Regions from separate parts of the Homo sapiens genome. Here region 1 is linked to region 2. The links are chromatin loops, found by intact Hi-C in ENCODE. Cell type or tissue: OCI-LY7. All regions are shown on one strand. Region 1 has its middle 71 kb from the start of LINC01861. Region 2 overlaps GRIA1 (glutamate ionotropic receptor AMPA type subunit 1).

Region 1 (8,000 bases), 330 kb after region 2:
ATGGCACTCCAGCCTGGGCAACACATAGTGAGACCTCCATCTCCAGAAAACAAAAAACTCTAGAATAATGACCTTGTAAACTAACTCATGGTCCATTTTTCAAAAATATGGATTTACAATAAAAACCAGTTATTTATCTTCATTTTTCTCCCATACCCACTGAAGAGAGAGCTGCAGCAAGGCCAGTTTGCAAAATATTTTCTGCACATCTAGCCTCATTCTAGTCTCACAATAACTTTATGAGGGCAAAGGGTGGGCACCAACATCCCCATTTTACAGATGAGGAAACACAGGCTCGGAGGGATTTAATGGGTTGCCCAAGGCCAACCCAGAACTTTTAACTACAGCTCCAGAAATCTTCCCACTCCACTCTCTCACCAAGCCCAGCACATATTCAGTACTCAATAAATTAATGAATTAATAGTAGATGACTTAATGCAAGGACTATATCTCAGAAGGATTGTGCTTTCAAATTCTCTACATGTAGCGCTTTCCTTGCTGCAGAAAACGAAGACTCATTAAATGGTCAAATCTGCAGAAGCCCTTCCCCCTATTCCCCTGAGAGAGGTGTCAGCAGTGCCATTTCCTTTCAACTTGGCCTTCCCCACCCCCACAGAGTGTGATCAGCCCACCTGCAGGCGCGTTCATTTGCTCTTTTCTCATCTATCCTACAGCTTTCTCCTGTCCCACTGGCTAGCACACTGCCGAAGCTCACACTTTCCCTTGCCCCCTGCCTCTCTGGCAGCAGCATGAGTCATCTCTGCCCATCCCTCTCTCAATCCAGCCCAGTAGGACCGACAGTGGCAAGAAGCATATGTGGAATTCAAGCCAGAAGATCACAGGAGACTTGCTGCCCCAACCCCACAGAAATGACTTCCTGCTGCACTAATCTTATTATGAACGTGAAGCCATGCCTGTGCCAGGGAGGGAAAGGTGAAGAGAGACCGCATATGCCCAGGATTTAGGATTACCATTTTCTTCATCTTGGGTTAATCATACACAAGTTCCCAGAATCTTGAACTCTCACAATTACAACAGCTGGAGGGTCACTATCTTAACATGCCTCTTGCTTGCATTCTTCCAGGAACATGCATACTCACCAACCTCCTTCAGGTAACTGGGTTCACATATAGCCTGCTCAGACTTTTTTAAGATAAACATCTCCACAATGTTCAGTAATACCTTGTGTAGCCAGGTATGGTGGTTCGCATCTGTAATTCCAGCTACTCAAGAGGCTGAGGAAAGAGGATCACTTGAGCCCAGGAGTTCAAGACCAGAACTGAGCCACCCCCATCTCTAAAAAAATAACAAGACCCCATCTCTAAAAAATTTTTTAATAGTAGTAATACATCATGTGACATGATTTCCTCATTCTCCAGGGTCATGTTAAGGGTCAGCTAAGGCTATATGTGTGTATGTATGTATGTCTCTGTATTGTACAGGCAAGAATATTTGTAATCTGCAGCATGCTATACTGGTTGTAAGGTAGCATTATTGTTATTATTATTTCCATAGTTTGGGTTCCTCCTCTGCATTCTAGTGATGCTTCAGTTTGTCACTTTACCCCAAGGTAACCCCCAGATATCTCAACATCACCAACTCCCTCATCTTCAAAAAGAGAAAGAAGACAGCAGCTCATATTTAATGAGCACAGTGTTAATTAAGCACTTTGTATCACTATGGCATTTGATCCTCTTAAGAACCCTGTGCTGGCCGGGCACAGTGGCTCACGCCTGTAGTCCCAGCACTTTGGGAGGCCAAGATGGGCGGATCACGAGGTCTAGAGATCAAGACCATCCTGGCTAAGACGGTGAAACCCCATCTCTACTAAAAATACAAAAAATTAGCCGGGCATGGTGGTGGGCGCCTATAGTCCCAGCTACTCAGGAGGCTGAGGCAGAGAATGGCGTGAAGGTGGAGCTTGCAGTGAGCCACGATCGCACCACTGCACTCCAGCCTGTGTGATAGAATGAGACTCTGTGTCAAAAAAAAAAAAAAAAAAAAAAGAGAGACTGTGATTATCCTCATGTTACAGATGAAGAAACTAAGGCCAAGAGTAAACAAGTAACTTGCACAAGATTGAAAATTATAAAAGGTAGAGTTAAAATCTGGGTCCAAATCTGTGGGACTCCAGCTCCTGACCCTCTAACCATGAGACTACAGGGTTTTGGAAGTCACCCAATGTGAGAGGCCATCATCTGCTCTGTTCTGTTCATTCATTAGGAATTCGATACTTTGGGGAAAGGGTCCCTGTCCTCAAAGAGGAAGTGGTCTAGGAAATGGAGCAAGAAAAAAGCAGGTGGTGTGGTAGCAGGTGCCTCTGTCACTGTCATTCTCAGAGGTTGGAGCTCAGTCAGGACACAGAGTGCTGAGGAAGCCCCACATCTGCACTTTGCCTGGATGTTTTGTTAAGCAGGTGGAAGTTGGTGGTCAGGAAGACCTGGCTCCACCCTCCTGAGTCCCAGCTCTTCTCCAGGGCCATTGATGAAGTCATTCTTGAAGGAGGGGCCCACGAAAATCTCAAAAATTACAAAGCACAAGCTCTGGAAAAGGTCTTCATGTTTGGGGATGAGCCGAAAGCAGGACAGCATGCTAGCTAAGAGTGGAGAATATGGAGTCTTGCCTTCAAATCCTGGCAGTTGGATAACACTGAGAAGTTAGTTAACCTTTCCAAGCCTCTGCTCTCTCATCTATGAAACGGGTATGACAATGCTTACCACAAAGGGTTGACTAAATGACCTCAAGAATATAAAGCTCTTTGCACAATGCCTGGCATACTCTAAATCTCATATCTAGTCAATGTTAGTTATGATGGAAAAGAAGGAGTTAAGTAGCTCAGTGTGGCTTTTCATTCTCAAAAAGCCATTTTATTTTGAATTCAAGGGAAAAAAGAGAAATGTTTCTCAAAACTTCAAACCTTTCTTAATTTTATTCAACTGGCTCTCATGCAAAAACAAACAAATGAAAGCTATTTAGCTCTTGTTTTGTCCAAATCCTTATTTCACAAATAAGGAACCGGGTCCCAAAGAAGAAAAAGAACTTGTCCAATGTCTCAGGCTAAGTTGCTGGCAGAGAGTCCAGAATTCCAACAGCCTCCCATGACATTTGTTTCCAAGGCCCAAGATCCTTGAGAGGAATTGTGAGAAGAGAGGAAGGCAATAAATACGCCGCCCTGCAACAGCTGAGACAGTTTGAGCTGACTTCACAGGCTGATTCTGCATCTAACAAAGCACCACCCACAGAGGGCACCACTTACGCAGATACCAGGGTTCAGGATGCCCAAACTGTTTTCTTTCCTCCTGGACCATTTAGACTAGCATCAAGGGAAGTTAACATCAAGCCCCCAAATGGCATAAATATCTGTGCTTAGAATCAAAACCTAAAAGAAGTGATATTGTGGTCAATCCAGGACTAAAATCCAGACCTCCTAAACATTCCAATTAGGGACTTACCAACCCACCCAGATGGCTGTTCTCATTTTCATTACTGTGTGACAAACTTGCACCAAAACTCAGTGAAGTAGCCAAATTCTGTGGGTCCAGAAGTGGACAGAGCATGGCAGGGACATCTCTTCTCTGTGCCACAGTGTCTGGGACTGAGGTGGGAAGACTCAAAGTTTCACAAGCATGACTCATACACACACACAGGAATTTTCTAGAGGTTTCTTTGCCCTCCTGTCTGGTACCTGCATTGGGATGAAGTGAAGATTTGGTCTGCCATTTACCCTGCATGTGGCCTCTCCACATGACTTGGGCTTCCTCACAGCATGGCAGTTCCTAGGTAGTCACAGCAGTTCAGGCTCCAAGCAAGGGTACTCCCATGAACAAGGAATACTTTTTATGACCCACCCTCAAATGGGTGGCAACACTTAGCACATGGCATAGCTTCCATCATACTTTACTGGTCAAAGCAGTTACAAGCTCACCTAGATTCAAGGTAAGGGGATGCAGATGCCACATCTCAATAGGAGTGTCATCAAATTCGCAGGCATTTTTTTAGAGTGTAGCTGCCCCTTGCATGTGTATATCACCAGCCTAAAAATGCCCTTTCAGCTCTGCAAGCTCAGTTCCATATTTTATAGCTCCTCCATCCTCAACCCTACAAATAAAGCAGGAACACTGTGCTTAAACAAAATAACATTTTATCTGAGTCCTGACCCTTGACTGGGGCTCCCTGGCAGGACTCTGGTTAGGGTGGCCACTTACTTCCATGATATTGTTCATTCATACCTTTTATTCTGTCTCCTAATCTACCCCACTGCTAAGACGTTTCAGTTCTATTTCAAAATATATCTGGAGTCCTTCCACTTCTCCCCACCCCCACTGATGACAGCCTTATCAGAGCACATCACTCTCCTGCTATCTTTCATCAACTTCTGCTGCTCTTAGAGTGGAATCTAACTTTTGGTCCCCCAAGAGCATTAGTGTGCAGGACCTGGCCCTGCCTACCCTCTGAGCTCACTCATCTCACTCTCCTTCTGGCTTATTGTTTTCCAGCCTCACCAACCTCCTCTCTCTTCCTCCAAGCCATCTCCAGGCCCTTGCACTTGCCCCTCCTCCTGGAATGCCCTTTCTGCAGCTATTTGCACACCTGCTCATTCTGATCCTTCGAATGTCAGCTCAAATGTCTCCTCTTCGGAAAGGCTTCTCTGAGCACCCTCTCCATACACCTTTGGTCCCTTCATGCCAGTCATCATAATCTGTAATGAATATGACATCTTTATCTTTGTGTTTGTTTTCTGATGAGTGCAGGGACCTTGTTTTCTTGTTCCCTGCTCTGCCCCTTGCACCCAGAATCCTCTCTGGTCCACAGCATGTGCTCAATAAGTATCTGTGAAATGAATGAGCCAGATGTAATGCTGCATAGCTTGTGGGAGCAGAAGAAATTGAGTCCATAAGTTTATTTATTCTTAAAAAGCAAATTACAGCAGTCCCCTATACTTGCTGGTGATTCCACCGGTCAACAAAGAATGTGCTTTATAAAACAAAATAGAAAGAATTGAAGAATGTTAGTGCCTTGATAGGGCCCTCAGAGATCATTTAATTTCTCATTTTGTAAATGAGAAAACCAGAACCCAGAGAGGTTGTGGGATTTTACCCAAGATCATAACCATTTCTTCATAGCACAATCTTTCTTAGTATTTAATTTCTTTAATTAAACAAGCAATTGTCCACTGAAAAAAAATGAAAACTATATAGAAATGTCTCGTAAAGATTGGACCTCCCCCGTTCTCACTCCATACTCCAGGAGGGACCGCTGTTTCTACTTCGAAGAGAATCCTTTCAGGCCCCTTTGTGTGTGATTAAAAACACATATGTGCATACTTACGCATCTAAATCTTTGCCGTAACACTTCACTATCTTGAAAATTACCTTAGACTTAGAAATAAAAAGACTTCTTTATGAATGCATTATTTTAATTACCACCAGCTGCAGTGGTTTCAAGGAAAGGGATTCCAGTGTGTGCTACTCAGTAACTGAGGGAAGAAAGCCCATGGGGCATTTGGCTGGTAGGAGGACTCTGTGGGATTGACCACCCAGGAGCCACGGTTGGGGGTGGAGGGGTGGGGGGGAAGGTTGGGGAGGGGATGCAAATGAACTTTGCTCTCCTCGACCACTCAGGACCTGCTGATTTGGGTGGTAGGTGAGATTCTAAACTTTCCTGATGAATAAGTGCTGACTGATCCATAAAGAATGATTAGACAGCTGAATAATCTCCTATATGCTTCATTGTAGGATTCAAAACTAGAAAAAGGAAACTTTTCTAAGGGAAAGTGCTGAAGAGAACCAGGAAAAGGGAGGTAGAAGAGTTCAACAATTAACAATGGGAAGGCAGGAGTCAGACAGGCTGGGTTCAAATCTTGAGAGCCTCGCTGAAGCTTGGTTTTCCCATCGGTAAACTGGGGATGACAGAAGTACTAATGGCACTGGGTACATATGTACCACCCAAGCATGGGGGATACTTTTATTTTTAATTTTCACTCATTTATTTATTTATTTTTGAGATGGTGTTTCACTCTGTCGCCCAGGCTGGCATGCAATGGTACAATCTTGGCTCACTGCAACCTCCACCTCCCAGGTTCCAGCGATTCTCCTGCCTCAGCCTCCCAAGTACCTGGGACTACACACACATGCCACCACGCCTGGCTAATTTTTGTATTTTTAGTAGAGACGGGGTTTCATCATGTTGGCCAGGCTAGTCTCGAGCTCCTGACTTCAAGTGATCCAATGGTGGCTACTTTTAAAGTGAACAGATGGTAATGACTGTGCTGGGTGCCTTCCATGTTACATTTCATTAATCAGATGAAACAGAAATTGAACTTGGTCAGGAATCTCAATGATCCAAGATCTTTAAAAAATAAAAGTTGTTCATTATACCAGGCTGAAGAGGGCAGTGGGATGAGGAAGTGGCATAACAAAACTTGTATTCTTGTTCTCTGCAACAAGAAGACTGTGGAGAAACCTCATGCCCAGCCTCTCTAAGTCCAAGTTAGCCCATCTGTGGATAATAATACTTGCCCTACCCCTAAGGATCATGTAGTATATGGGATGCTGTGGTGTATTGCAACTGACACAGTATAGATCTCACTAAATAGAGAAGGTGTGAATGAATTAATACATGGATAAATGGAAAGACATGGGATGTGGAAAGAGTCGTCCAGGCTGTGAGGTTACCTACTAAATAGCCTTGTGAGTCACTCTCTCACACCCAAGTTTTCTCATCTATGATTTGAGATGTTGATTCTTATCAACTATAAGACATACATTTTTCACTTTGTTAGCATCTCCTATAGGGATGGTGGAGAAGCTCAGCCCTGGGGAAAAATATCCATGAGGCAAAGTGAGTGCAGTGCCTAGGACCCATAATACTTTTAGGAACCCACAAAGTGTGTTTAGTTTATTTCAAAATAAGAAGAAAAAGATAAACTTTTAGGTCAAAAAATCTTGTAATATATAATATTAGTAAGTTAATCTGTATACCAATAGTCATAAAAAGTAATTTTAAATATTTTCTCTGGAAGGGAACCACAAAAGTCATAACACAACCCTGGCTCAGCCCTCCACCTAGCCCAAGGTGATAACCTTGGAAACCTTTTATTGAGACCCTAGCACTTCATAGTACACTACCTAAGAATCACCACACTCTCCTAAGGGTTGTTAGATAAAAGAAGGAGGTAACTTGGTTTGAGTGTCCTCAAGGAGTAGAACACAGACAACTATCAAAGATGCTGCAGAGGAAAGTCCTTGAGTGAAGGTCAGTTTGCATCCCCTTCTAATGCCAATAGCTTATGATCATCAATCAATATTCAATTTGTGTCTTCCTGACTTTCAAACACATATCCTGATATTTCTCCAACTAGATGTTCCTTCTGCAATGAAGGTGAGATGGCAGAGAACCCAACATGAGGTTGAATTATTCCGAGCAAACGTCCCTGGCCTCATGTGTCAATTAAAAGCCATTGAATTTTAGGTCCCCCTCACCTCTGAAATTCTTAAACAAGAAAGATATAAAAAGGAAATAAACTATATGAAGGTGTAGATAATAAATGGTTACATTTTGCAGCAGTGTTCTTACATTTAGAAAACACCAAATCTTTTATGCTAGATTTGTTTCTTTTTTTAATGGTAGAGATTTTAAGCTGCTCAATAAAGTCCATTTTCTCTTCTTCCTAAAAGTCCATTTTCTCTTCTTCCTAAGTACACAACTGGACTACATTTCCCAGCAGCCCTTAGATGTGGCCACATGACTGAGTTTAGCCAATGAGAGATGAGCAGAAAAAGATAAGCGCCACTTCCAGACCTAAACCGTAAAAAAAGCCCCATGCATGGTACTTAATGCTCTTTTTCTCATACAGCTAATGATTGGTTGACAGCATGAAGCAGCAACCCCCACCCATCAGAACTTCTTTTGACTGTTATGTAAGCCAGAAATTATTTTGTTGAGCCATTACATGTTTGGATTTATTTATTTATTGCTGTGATATGGCCTGCCCTAGTTAT
Region 2 (8,000 bases):
ATGTTTATATAAGAGAATAGCAGCTCCTAGGTGGTTTGCACAAGGGAGGAAGAAGAGAAATGGCACAAGTCTCCTGTTTTCTCTGACTTTAGCTGAGTTGAGGGGTACACAATCAAATGTTTGAGCAAAGTAATAGATATTAGAGGCCCATGTCACAAAAAAGCTCATCTGTAGGAGTTTAAGTTTCAGTGTCCAGTTAAGCCTATTTGAACTCTCATCTCTACCACTCAAGGCTACAGCTAGTGAGTTTGGCATGGGGAGAAGAAAAGGACTCATCTGGAGTGAGTCGTGAGGAACTAAAACCTGTCTCTAGCCCATATACCATGTTGCATTTTCTTTTCTCATAGGGGGATTATTTCCAAACCAGCAGTCACAGGAACATGCTGCTTTTAGATTTGCTTTGTCGCAACTCACAGAGCCCCCGAAGCTGCTCCCCCAGATTGATATTGTGAACATCAGCGACAGCTTTGAGATGACCTATAGATGTAAGTAATTGCTTCTATTTCTGAGATGTCTTTCTGCGCTAGACCAATGAAAGGAGGGCCTGTGGGTAGGTGGTGGTGTTGCAAAAATGACTTCAGTTGCCATTCGTCTTTGTAAGAGAAAGCCCTCCAAGAAAAATTTCTAGAGGCTTCTGAGTGATTCCAGCAGTTGGCATTTTAGCCCCTGCAATGCTTCATGTAATGGATTTGCTTTTTCACTGTCAGCTAACTTTAATGCCAGCACGATGGGTGCTTGGGTTGACTGCATCTTCCCTACCTTGCAGAGGTTTTCTGGCACAGCTGAGAGAGTTTTACACATACGAATCTTCTGAGAGGCATAGAATTAAGGGTCCTGAGTTTGTGAAAATGTGGTTTAAAGTGCTTAAGGCATTTCCTATCTACATGTTAAATGGACAGAATGTAGCTTGATAAGAAATAATAGCTGAGAAGTTGTACACATCTGGTTCTTCATTTTCGGAAGTGACCAATAATTAAAACTTGGTGCCTTGGTCATTTTAAAAATAGCTTGAGGAAATTGGTTGTTTAAGGCACAGTTTGTAGGATGGTCATTGAGCATCAAACAGAACAAAGGTGGCCTCAAGAAGAAGGGATAGATAAATCTCTGACATCTGAATTGAATGCATTGTAAAATGTGGGCAACAAACACCATTCTGAGTTTTCCTGGCAACTAGGAATGAAAAGGAAGCCTGTGCTCACATGATTGGCTTTTCATGACAGATGAAAGCATAAAAATTAATCAGGAAACATATTTTCCCTTCAGGGATTAAGCTCAAGTAAAAATTTATGGCAGGGAAATGTGAGCTGAATTCACAAGAACAATTTGAGACCCCAAACTGGATTGAATTGGCACGATAGTCTTGGTGTGTCACTATTGACTTGGTGACTTCTGCTGAGCTGTCTCTGGTGGAAGTCATGGACCATATTTCCTTTGTGTCTTTCTCATAGTCCCACTGGTGAGTTCTCAATGATTTGAATAGGCTATGCTTTGAAGTCTCAAAATGAGAAGTCAGAATTCTTTCTATCCCAAAGACCACTCCTAAAATAATGTTGTTACAAATTCCAAGAACTATAATTATAGCAGATTTCATTTATTGAGAACTTACTGTGCATCAGAACTATGATAAATACTTTATAGTCATTTATAGTCACATTCATTACCATGTATTAAGCACTGACTACAGCCCATGTAATGCACTAATTGCTTTTTATGTGTTAGCTCATTTAATCCTCACAGGAGCTTTGCAGAGTACTAGACATTATCTTCCTTTTAGAGATGAGAAAACTGAGGCTACAACAGATTATATAACTTGCCCAAGGTTACTCAGGAAGCAAATGGTGGTTTTGAGACCTGAAGGTCCATGTTCCTGGATACTGTGACAGATACACTGATTCTTATGGTACCCTAATCAACTAGTGGGATTACCCAAGAAATGAAAGGGAATTTTCAGGGTCTTGTAAGGCAGAGGTCTAATAAAGTACCTAAGGAGAAAAACTTACAGTGTTTCAAACTGTAGCTATGATTTGCACAGGACTGGTCCATTGAATAAATAAAATAGCAATTCTTCATTTTGGTAATGCTGAGGTTGAAAATCTTATCTACTGTGTTACTCACTACCCTTAAAAAAATAGCTGAAGTTTAATTGCTGAATTTTAGTTCTATGAAACTATCTTTCTGGGAATCTAGAATAATACTGAGTAGCTATTTTGCTATTAGATAACCTTTCTTTACTTTTTAATGTGGCTTTGATTAGGGTCTTTGGAAGGGGCATTTGGTTGGGGGCATCAGTGTACCTATAAATGTTTAAACGCATATACATGTGCTAATTTATTTCCTGGAGCAGGGCTCCATAGCTTTTGTCATACTTTATAGCTTTTGTATTACTTGCATAGAGAATCAAGAATAAATAGCTGGTGTGTGTATTCACTCATGCTGCTGAGAAATATCTACAGCAGGTTTTGGTTGAAAGAGATGTGAACTGCTCTCCTAGTAGTGTCAAGATGTTGACTGGCACAGCAAGAAAATAAAAGACAAAAATAGGAGAAAAGGTTCTAAGGCAAAAGGTGGTGCTTCTGTCTTGTTATCTCAGCAACCTAAGACTTGATCTCTAATAGGGTTAATGACTGTTTATTAGGGAGACAGAAATATGATACAGACAATGTTGTTCATTTTGGTCAACAGGCCTGGAGTGGATGAATCTGAGTTCTTGAACTTGATGCTGCCATCCATGAACTAGTGTACAGGTTTCCATGAATTCCTGTCTTGTTCGTTCAGTTAATTCTTTAAGTGTTTCTTCAAAGCTATAAACTGAAATAGATATTGGAAATACAGAGATGATAAAATGCCCTTGCTCTCAGGTAGCTTACAGTCTAGTGGGAAACATTGTTATGGGGATTATCTGAGAAGCAATAATCTTATTTTGTGCTTAGACTTTGTGTTTCTTTTCTTTAGCTCCCAGATCCCAAAGGGGGTACTGGGCAAGTTAGGTGGAAATGGTGGCCTGGCTGGAGGAGCCTCTCTTAAATTTCATGTAAGGCTAGGAATACTTTAGGGCTGTGTTCACTGTGGTCCATTGGTTTGGGAAAACTTTACATCTGTCCCAATTTTAATTGAGTAAAAAATGTCAGTGGGAGCAAAGCAGTTTTAGGAAGAATGTACTCATTACTGATACATGGAAAAGCAAGAAAAGCATCTTATTCAGACTAATTTTCTGTGCTGTGTTTTTTGAAATCTGAATTAGTAGTTGCCTTAAATTAACTGCCCAATAAGTCTTAGATCTAGAAAATGACCAAATTTTATTTGTTTTTTTTTCATAATTTTTGCTGTCATTTGATTTTTTCCCTTTGCATTTTGCTATTCATTGTCCCTCCACCAGAGGGTGGAGAAGGGAAGGGAGAGGAAGTGTAATGGGACCTGTTCATGCTAGACATGTTAGCAGCAGGGGACTAAAAATGAGGAGAGGTGGTTATATGGTAGGGAAGGTGGGGAAGATAGAAGAGGACTATGGCTACTACTACTGGCCAAGGTGAGAGTTTGGTGCCTTCTTCGTGTTCAATCTTTCTTGCTTCCCTGGTCTGCCATTGTTAAAGAGTAAAGCCATTGAATCAGCAACCCAATGCCTTGGGATCTCCTTTAAGCACTTTTCCAAGCTTACAGGGGTAGAGTTTGGGGAGATTGTGCATAGAGAAGATATTTACTGATCAGCTACCCAGCTTATTTTGGTGCCTTTGTGGTAAGTGTAAATAAAGGAATAAATGAAATGCTGATTGAGATTATTACTATTAGAGGTCTGAGTAGCATAGTTGCAGCTTAATTCTTACCTTTTAATTTATTCACCTATTTATTCATTCATTCATTCAGCAAGTACATACTGAATGCCTACTTCATGCCAAACACTGGGCCAGACGCTAGGAATATAGGGGCCAGGAAAGAAGGCACAGCCTCTTTCCTTGTGGAGCTAACAGTTTAGCCCAGAGGTTCACAAACTTCAGTGCACTTAAAATTCACTCAGGGAGCTTGTTTAAAGCAAGACTCATGATGAACTTTTTACTTCTTGAATCAAGATATTCAAGAGTAGGCCCTGGAGGAATTCTATAGCAATTATTATGGGGATTACACTTTAAGAATCTCTTTAATCTAAAAAGTCTTCCATCCCTTTAGTAAGCATTTTTGAGCCCTCAACCAAACCTAGGCATGACATAAAGTGCTACAAATGCAGACAACAGTAAGTTGCATTCCCCACCCTGGAGTACTTTATCCATAGTAAGACATTTTCTATCCTGTAAAGAGAAAATTAAAATGTAATGTTGTAAGTGCTATAGCAGCAATTTGTATGGAGTATTGAAGATTCCTTGAAGAGTGGAGTTTGTCTCTAGGAGGTGGTGATTGAATTGAGCCTCAACGATAAATAGGGTTATCTATCTGCAGAAGGGGTCACCAAATATAGCCATCCACAAGCCAGTTCCAGCACAGAGACTGAGTTCTGGGCCCATACACTGTGTAAGAACCATGGAATTTCACATTAGAACTTGGACATCTTGTCTTGACTAATATTTTTAAATATTAAAATATCTGGCAACACTAGGGCCCAGGTCTATGCAGCCTCAATTTGCTGAGATGGGACAGAGTAAACCCCATCTACATGGCCTCTTTCCCAATCAGCCCATTCTTCCCATTTTCTTTACCTGCTGGCTTTGGCAAGCATTGAGTTTGCAAGCCCTGATTGATAGCACTGCAATGTTGTCTGTGTTGTGTCTTTATAGGTTAGCTTCACCACCAGAATATAAACTGCTGTCAGAAAGACCATGTATATCTATAGTTTAGTGTTGAGAACACTTGGAAATGCCTCTAATACAAATGAATAAATGTCTGTAGGAGTCAGGGAATTACACAGCATAAAAATGTTCAGAGCCTCAATGACAATAGGTGAAAGGTAGCAACCCTAACTACAGTGGGATGCCCTCTGTCATGGACCTACTGGGGAAGCCCAGGGGCTTCCTAACAAGACATTAGGCACTGGCAACAGAGAGATGGCCTTAGCTCTTGCCTGAACATGGCTCATCAACTTCAGAGTTGCAACACAGATTTGTTTTTCTTGACCTACACAATGCTTTTTCATATTTGGCATAAAAATCCAGATTTCTGGCATCTTTAAAAAAAAAACTTAGGGCATTAAGCAACCCTAGGCCCACATTCCTGCTTAACTTCTATTTTCTAGAGCTGAGAAGTGCTGCCCTTTTTAAATACATAAACTCCCAAGTTAACCAAAGTTTCCATTACTTCCTGTTTGATTGCTAGAGTAATCAAATTATGTTGTTTGGGCAGGCCTGTAAGTAGGCCAATCTACTCATACCTGATTTATATCGTCAGCATTCATCATTTTATTATTTTCTTCTAATAATATCTATTACTTACCCTGTCAAAAATAATAAAAGACACAAAAGATGTATAACTCCTACTCTCAAAAAAATTAGTGTGTATACAGTAATGAAGAGAATGGTGGCTGATGGTGGGATAAACAAGAATTATTTTGAAGACCTACTATGTGCCAAATACTTTGCAGATGTTGTCTTAAGTTTTATAACTGTCTTGAAAGGTGATTATCCCCATTTCATTGATGATGGTACTGAGACTGAGAGAGATTGTGTCTTCTTTATATTATGCAACAAATAAAAACCTAAGCTAGTATTTAAAGCCAGTTTGGGGGGCTCCAAAACTCAATGAGCATTCTCCTTTTAAAGATCTATGAATATGGCCAGGGGCAGTGGCTCACACTTGTAATCCCAGCACTTTGGAAGGCCGAGGTGGGCAGATCATGAGGTCAGGAGATTGACACCATCCTGGCTAATACAGTGAAACCCCATCTCTACTAAAAATACAAAAACTTAGCTGGGCGTGGTGGCACGCACCTGTAGTCCCAGCTACTCAGGAGGCTGAGGCAGGAGAATTGCTTGAACTCAGGAGGCAGAGGTTGCATTGAGCCAAGATCACGCCACTGCACTCCAGCCTGGCAACAGAGCGAGAATTTGTCTCAAAAAAAAAAAAAAAAAAAAAAAAAAACTATGAATATATGGACAGAGAAAAGTACCATAGCAGTGAAATAGCCCAACGGTAGAAGTGTCACAGTGGAATTTATGATTCAAGCTTAAGAGCTAAGTCTTCCAAGGCAGAAGCTATGACTGTGGATGATGAAAACTTCTTGGGGAAGGTGGAACTTTAGCAGGCATTAAAGGGTGGAGCAGATTTTGGTTGTGGAGTGGGAGGAGGGTATTTTGAGTGGGTAAAGTCACAATATTCCTCCTCGCCTCCCCTCAACCACTGCTGCATATGCTTGTTACCATGTGGTGGAGATTTGGGAGTTTGCCTCCTGCACCACACTATGTTCTCAGCTCCATGGCAGATGTCTACATTTCTCTGGTTAATGTTACAGTCTGAAGTTGGCTCCTCAATCTTCACCCGTGCCCTTACATTAAGGCACACAAGTGTTGACATTTGTCTGTGGTTGACTCTTGGCTCTTATTATAATATTGATAATCATCAGCTTTTATGGATAGAAAAATCCTTGTAAACATTTCTTTCCCTGACTAGTTTGAAGATCCTGCTGGGATGAGTGAGCTTACTGCTCTCCTCTCAGCCACTCAGGATAAAGTGATCATATAGCACATTTGGAAAACTGGTAAGCTTCATGTATTTGTTCATTCATTCATTCATCCGAAACCCTTTTATTATCACCTTCTATGGGGATATGTACTGTCACTGCCCCACTCCATACCTTTGTAGACAGCATTAGTTGATTACAGAATTTTTTCCCACTGAATCTACACGTGGCCTCAAATTGGTGACAGCTGATGCAAGAGATGAAATCCATTTTTCATTACAAGGCATTGCACTAGAAATTGAGAAAAATAAAATGCATTAGGCATTGATTTTCCTCTTAAGGGGCTCAGGTTCTTATAAAGGAAATAGGCATAAACCAAATCTGCCTCTCTTTCTCTCTCTCTCTCTCTCTCTCTCTCTCCCCCTCTTACATACACACACACACACACACACACACACACACACACACACACACACATTCAGAGGAAGGAAGGAAAACCTTTAGTTGGAGGGATTTAGGTTTCATAAAACAAGGACATTTGAGTTGAATTTGGAAAGATAGGTAGGATGTAGATGGGAAAATATATATGTATATATTTGTATACACACACACACACCCCACACACCTTCCTGTAATGGCAGGTTTGATGCAGTAAATAGCATACTGAGTTGAGATTTGAAGACATGGATTCAAATGCTGGACTACCTTCTTGAATCGTTTAGGTATAACCTTGGAGAAACATCCCCTCCCCCAAGCTTATTTATAAAATGAAGCTCATGGTCTCTGAGAGTCCTTCTGGGGCTGTATTTCTATGCTGGCAGCATATGGAAAACACCAGAGATATATGATTAATAGAAGTTCTCTACCTTTGGCTAGCAAGAGGATCCCTAAACAAGCTAAGTGTCTAAGGAAAGCTCTAGACTTCCCTTCCACCAACTTGCACATTCAGGGCGCATTCTGTATGCAAATGCTGAAGCATTATGCCTACTTTGGGGCCTCAGATGAATTCATTCAATATTTAACAAATATTTATGGAGTGCTTACTATTGTGAACAAAACTAGAAAGCAGCCCTGTGCTCATGGAGCTCACCAGCTAATAAAGGAGGCTGCCATTAGATGATCACATGAATGAGTGTATAGGTTGTAATAAACAATCTGAAAGAAAGGGCCATGATTCTATGAAAGCATATACAAAGGAACCAGCTCGTGCAGGAGGATGAATAGGTGCTTGAGCTGAGGACTGAAGGCTTTGGTGATGCAGTGATGGGAACAGGAGGAGTGTTTGAGAAGCTTCCTGGGCAGAGGCCTGGCCAGGCCTTGTAGGCTCTGTTATGGATTTTGATCTTTAGCTCAAACACTAAAGAACCCATGGAAGGGTTTTAAGCAGAGAAGTGCCGTGTTT

What was found. Peaks named below come from ENCODE experiments on the same cell type or tissue, not always from the same donor. Only the 100,000 strongest peaks of a DNase experiment are listed, where the experiment ranks them.
Region 1: it touches region 2 in a loop (2.0-fold over the local background); 3 of 110 quality-filtered maps call a loop at or near these places.

The regions. Positions count from the first base shown.
Region 1 is chr5:153,824,428-153,832,427 of GRCh38, forward strand. No RefSeq gene overlaps it. Among named protein-coding and RNA genes, the nearest start is that of LINC01861, 71 kb to the right of the region's middle. RefSeq lists an enhancer at 372-912. In OCI-LY7, CTCF peaks have their summits at 3,227 (motif pointing right) and 3,426; DNase peaks (open chromatin) are centred at 584, 2,354, 3,234 and 7,734; H3K4me3 peaks cover 1,343 bases; H3K27ac peaks cover 3,114 bases.
Region 2 is chr5:153,493,581-153,501,580 of GRCh38, forward strand. GRIA1 (glutamate ionotropic receptor AMPA type subunit 1) reads left to right here. Exons shown (of 16, transcript NM_000827.4): 2 at 348-485. Among named protein-coding and RNA genes, the nearest start is that of GRIA1, 6.9 kb to the left of the region's middle. In OCI-LY7, CTCF peaks have their summits at 3,364 (motif pointing right) and 3,563; a DNase peak (open chromatin) is centred at 3,401.